Regions from separate parts of the Homo sapiens genome. Here region 1 is linked to region 2. A link is an interaction called in ENCODE POLR2A ChIA-PET data of the cell type or tissue named here. Cell type or tissue: PC-9. All regions are shown on one strand. Each heading gives the region's core, and the rest is flanking DNA. Links, peaks and the distances in the headings are about the cores only.

Region 1 (2,923 bases), core at 307-2,806, 1.2 Mb before region 2:
CTGAAATGGAAAGATCTCAAGATATATTACTGAATGAGAGAAGCAGGGAGCCAAACAGTATACAAACTATGCTATCATATGCAAATACATTTGTAAACACTGAGAACACGAAACTGGTTATAGTGGTGGCCTCCAAGAAGAACTGGGGGGTTGGGGGATCAGGACAGAAATGCACTTGTTCTTGTTACAAGGAGGTAACATACCAAGTTACCTCCTTGGCAACTTCTAAATTTAGTATCCTGTGCATGTATTGCTTTTTAACAAAAATAAATAAAATCAAAATAAGCTATTGTCTCTCTGTCCAGAGGGGAAAAAATAATTTAATTTAAAGAAGCTATTTACAAGGTTGTGCACAGTGATTAATCCCACAGGAATGAATGAACTCAACCCAAAGTTTGTCTGTCTTTCTGTAATGTATCCTCCAACCTAGCTATACACACACACACACATACACACACACACACACACACACACACACACTTTCATCTCTTTTTTACTCCATTCAGAATTCTAGAGCCATCTTGCTTTCTCTCTCTCCCACCTTTCCCTTTATCCAAATCTCCTCTTTAAAAAGAAATCCAGTTATTTCACATTAAGGTCTAATGGACTGAGGATTGTTTAAAGTATGATCACTCTGAGGATTATCTGAATTTATAGAAGAATCTATATTCAGCTAATAGAATTAAATTCTAATATATTACTTTGAGATTCCAGACACTGGGAAGAGATGGTGTTGGATTATATGGACTTTCCATGGCAGAACTAAGTAGTGTCATAGACAGTCTGGGCTGGGGAGCATCAACTCCACGCCTCGTGTGTATGTGTGTGCAAATTGATATGCACACACAATGTATGTACATATAGATTCATTTATACATTTCTATTGAGTTATGTACATTGAATCTCTGTTCCGAGCAGAGTTCCTAAGCTGTATGTCATGCAGCTTGCTTTTGATGATGAACGAATCACATTAACTTCAATACTTAATCAGTCATTTTAATACTCAAATTTCCTCAAAAAGCAACTGGCAAAAACAGTCTTTCCTAACTGCCTAAGAAGTTGGTTCCAGGTCTGAAAACCAGGATGTGTTTTGCCTGCTGATTAACAGCAAAAATTAGGCAGCTCTCTGTGACAACTGATTGGAAATTTGCGCCTGCTTCTGCAATGGGAAGAAAAATGATCCCAGAAAGGAAGCAGCAGAGAGCTGATTAAGAAAACACCATTTTGATGTAAAATCAAAGAAACACAGAATGTTAGCGCTGGAGGGAAGATTATCCAGTCCAAGCCTTTCATTTTCCAGATGAGAAAACTGCCACTTTTTCAGCCTGCTAGAGCCATGAGTTGCCTGCCTCAATCCAAACTCATGGACTCAGAATACCCGCAATGCAGTTTTCATCTGTCTTTGTCTTTGTGGAAGCAGAATAGAATTACCTCCAAGCCTGCTTCACAAATCACAAGGAAAGGAAGAAGATCCTCAATTCATCTGTAATATTTCACATCTCTGATATGGAAATGCATTTGCTAGTTGAATTTTTTTCCTCCTCCTAACTTCCAGGTAGCACCTAAAGACTCTATCCTGTTCGTGTATTATGTGAGTCAGTCATCCTTGGCCTCTCAGTCAGTTTCTTCTGCATCTCCTGTAATCATAAACATTATCTGGTCAATCAGGCTCACAGACTACAAGGTCCTGGAATTCAGCCAACTCCCAGAATGGAGTTGTGGTTACAACTCACCTCTCCTAAGATAGGAATGTGTGTAGGTAGGTGGTAACAAGACACCTTAGCTGCTGCCTCTGGGGAGCTGAAGTGGAGAAATGGCAAGAGGACAGTTTGCAGGCTATAGCTTAGGGTATACTGAAGTGTATCTGGAAGCTGTGTTGCAAAACTTTGGTGGTAATGTGGGGCTAGGGATTTTTGAATAATTCAGCCCTGAGCATATCAGGAAAGTCTGCTGCTTTGAGCAGAGAAAAGAGCAGCCCCTGGCAAAAGGGCCATCAGCGTACAATCATCACTTTAAAATGAGGCTGGGCCTACAGGTCACTGTGTAGCAAGTGTGGAAGTAAATACACTTACTGTCATGGAGGACCAAACCCCAGGTAAAGCTATCTTCAAAAACTACAGATGAGGCTGTGCCTATTCACAATCTTCTGCTGATGCTGATATGTCAAGAGATCAGAATTTGTCCCCCAAAATATAACCACCAATGACCACAGCATGCTAGAAACACAATTAACTGATGAGGCAGATTCATTTTTTACACACTCCCTTCTTCCCACAGCAAAATTTTTCCAGGGCTTCGAAACCTAGAATGTGATTTATTCCTAGTATTTGTCTTTCAAAAGCCCCCCTCTGCTCACCTCTGCAGACTTCAGGCTGCCCTTTTACTATGTGTTTAGACTTCACAAAGGACAGAGGTGAGGGAGAACCGGGGAACCAAGCCCATGGGAGCTAGGGGTGGGAGGTGAAGCAGCGGCTGCCTCCCTCTAATGTAAACCACTCACACGCTACCCCATGTCTAGAGTCTGTGTGCAGTGACAGCTCCTTGCAGAAGAGTTCTGTTTGAATAAGAAGCTCCACTAAGAAGAAAAGAAAAATAGAGATTATTTCCCCTGTGTACAAAACCCACAGGAACTCCCAAATACAGGCCATGCCCATGTGGCTTTGACCATGATACATAATCTGTTTACATAGTTTCACCTTCATAATGTGATTAATTATCTGCATGCCAGAATCTGAACTTAGAGAGGGTCTTGTCAAAGCTTCCATTTTACAAATGAAGATAATTAGTCTGGAAGAGGTTAAGTAGTATAAAGTGTCCATGTTCATATAACAAGTACCCACAGAATCAACTCTAACTCTCAAACTCCATTGCCCCCAAATCTTTAAATAGCCGTCTATGATCCGAAGGCTACATGCAGTTTACC
Region 2 (2,923 bases), core at 146-2,645:
CAAGGCTTTACCTGGGGAAGATCCATTTCCAGAGTTACTCATGTGGTTGTTGGCACACTCATGATAGCTCTTGGCTGGTGACATCCATTTCTTGCATGTGGGCTTCTCCATAGGGGTACTCACAACATAATCATTTGCTTCCCCTAGATTAAGGGCTCTGAGAAAGAGGGACTGTTGTCAAAGAAGATGGAAGTCACATTTTTTGTAACCTAATCTTGGGAGTGATATCCCATCACTTTTCCTGTATACTGTTCATTAGACTCCTGTCACTAAATCCAGCCCACGGTTGAGGAGAGGGGATAACACAAGGGCATGAGTATCAGTAGGTGGGAAATCACTCCCACTGGGAGCTATTATAGAACCTCCTACAATACTAATTTATTAATTAATAAGCAAATATTTATTAAAGACATGCAAGAAAAGCTTTGCTCTATGAACTAAGGTTTTAGATGGGTCCCAAATGCAAAAACAAAGAGTATATAATGTGTTGTATTTCTCAAAATGTGATTTACAATCTATCTAAGAAGAAACATTTATACTTTAAAAATATCCTACAATAACATCAGTATATACTAAGTGTTCAGACAATTATGAAGGCAGGAAAAACTCACCGTGGAGACAATTTAAGAACTATATTCAATCTAAGAGAGAGGCATGCTCCCATCTGACACAGCTGCTACAGAGTGAGACATTAAAGGCTGACTATTGGGGACATACTTGGAACCAAACAGGAACCAAACCAAATAGCTTTACTCCTTTCTAAAATATTTCAGGATCCTCTCAGAGCCTCATTCCAACAATTCACCTCCATTCTATCCTCCCTCTATGCCACCCCCATACAAATTACGGGGTGCAAAGGAGAGAAAAGTTGAGGGAAAGAGGATTTGTAATTCTAATGATGTGATTTTTTTCTAATTTTGTTTCGGGAACTTTCTGTGGGAATTTGCTGTGGAGCTCCTCCTATTTGTAACTGGAAAGTAAATGATGATTAGAATGATTTTTTTTTCTTTGTGCATATGTGTTTTAGAACCCTGTCCAGGGCCAGCTTTTCATTTTATCAATGAGGAAAACAAGGTCCTGAAAAGTTCAATGACTTACTCAAGTTCACATGAACTGAGAAGAGGGCAGGGATTCGCCATCTTCCAAACCACTGCTCTTTCCGTGACATCTTACTGCCTTCTACCTAATGTGCAAACACCATGGACTCCACCTGGATTTCTCATACATCATATCAGATTTCACCACAAGTCCAGTGACAAAGATTGTCCTTACATCATACTTGAGGAGCTCAGTCAGTTTTGAAGGTGATTCTTTTATTTGCTCATACCAAGTAGTATTAGTTCAGTTTTTTTGATAGCACTATACACACTAAATACCATGTATTTCAAGATTTAGGCCTTTCTTTCCAATGGAATACTCAATTTAAAAAATTAAATACATTTTAATAATGTATGCTTGCCACTGTAGAAGGAAGGGAGCACTAGAATTACATGAAATTGAAATGCAATTTGAATTTGAGTTTCAAAAAAGATTGGTTTACACTTCACAATAACAGAAGTTTACAAAAACATTCTATTGTGTAACACTTAAAGTGGTTGTTTATTTCTGATGTTGTATATACTAAAATGGCACTCCAGGCAAAAATAAAACCCCAAACTTTTTAATTGGAGATTTAAGTAATAGAGTCTTTATTAAACCTATATTTTAAGTTTATGTTTATATATGAATTTAAAACAGTAAATCTCTTATCTCAATTCTTGAACTTCTTGTGCATTTTCCAGATGTCCTCCAGACATGGAGAGGAAATGAAATCGCATCACCTCTTAACTATTCCTTTATCCTCTCTGCACTTTCTTTTTATCCTCCTTAATTTTAGGAATTTATAGTGCTAGCCTGAACTTTCATAAACTGTAATATTCCTGTAGAAAGCGATAACAGCCATGTTAGATGCTGTGATTTTTTTAATAAAAGCGATACAGCATCTTTCCTTAGCAGAAATCTCAAACCAAAAATTAAAATATGGTTAAGCATTACAGATCATGTTGATATCTGTGTCATTACTTTGTGAAGACTAAATCTGTTTAGAAGAATAATGGTGGGTTCTATTTTGCTGTGACAGAGTGATCTCTGGTGATACTGTCAAGTGAAACTGGTAACTTGAAATTAAATAAAGATTTGTGGCTGTAGTTGTACTGACTTATGAAACAACAAAACCTTTCATGAGCACCTATTAAGTCCCAGGGAAGATTGTAAGCATTTCCACAACCTTTACTGTATGGTATATTTCCAAAGGCATTATATTATTACACATTCGGACTCTTCTGTAAGATATGATTGTCTTTACAGAAAGAAGAGGAAATCAGAAAGATAACATGACTTACTAATGATCACACAGTCACTGGGATTGGATCTTAGATTTTCTAAGTCCATGGCTGGCACTTTGCAACTTAAATACTTTTGGGTAAGGAATGGGGTGTCTGTATGCAAGAAATGCACCAAAAGCACTCGCTGACACACAAGTGAATACAAACACAGCTCGGACAAAGTGAAGTGTTCCTTCCGTGCTCCAGTTCTTCTCGGCCATTTGTTGTCTCTTCATCTCACTCTACTTTTCTATATTTGTGAGTTTGGCTATCTTTTTCTCCATAGATTGGATTCTCCTTTATTTGTTTTTCTGCCTGATGAAATTCTAAGCATTGTTTATGTTCCATCTCAGATATAATTAATTCATTTGGTAGTCTTTTGATTTGTATTGACTGTTTCCCTTCTTAGCCTTGGCCTCTCAAAACAATGCTATTTATACATGACTTTGGATGCTTTATCATATGGATATGTGTGAGAATGGCTCATGTTCATATCTGTCTCTTCTTAGGAGGGTCAGCTTTATAGGAGCAAAGAACATGGCTTGTTATTTCTGGGCTTT

The links. ChIA-PET counts read pairs that join two places held together with the same protein. Peaks named below come from ENCODE experiments on the same cell type or tissue, not always from the same donor. Only the 100,000 strongest peaks of a DNase experiment are listed, where the experiment ranks them.
Region 1: POLR2A ChIA-PET joins it to region 2 with 5 read pairs; 1 of 35 experiments calls an interaction of 5 or more read pairs at or near these places.

The regions. Positions count from the first base shown.
Region 1 is chr7:95,490,919-95,493,841 of GRCh38, reverse strand. All of the region lies in intron 1 of ASB4 (ankyrin repeat and SOCS box containing 4), which reads right to left. Among named protein-coding and RNA genes, the nearest start is that of ASB4, 6.4 kb to the right of the region's middle. In PC-9, for the core only: no CTCF peak of the experiment used is centred there; a DNase peak (open chromatin) is centred at 1,651; H3K27ac peaks cover 366 bases.
Region 2 is chr7:94,331,080-94,334,002 of GRCh38, reverse strand. All of the region lies in intron 1 of LOC112267858 (a long non-coding RNA gene), which reads left to right. The region is part of intron 2 of LOC107986821 (a long non-coding RNA gene); the gene reads right to left. Among named protein-coding and RNA genes, the nearest start is that of COL1A2-AS1, 60 kb to the left of the region's middle. In PC-9, for the core only: no CTCF peak of the experiment used is centred there; a DNase peak (open chromatin) is centred at 1,242.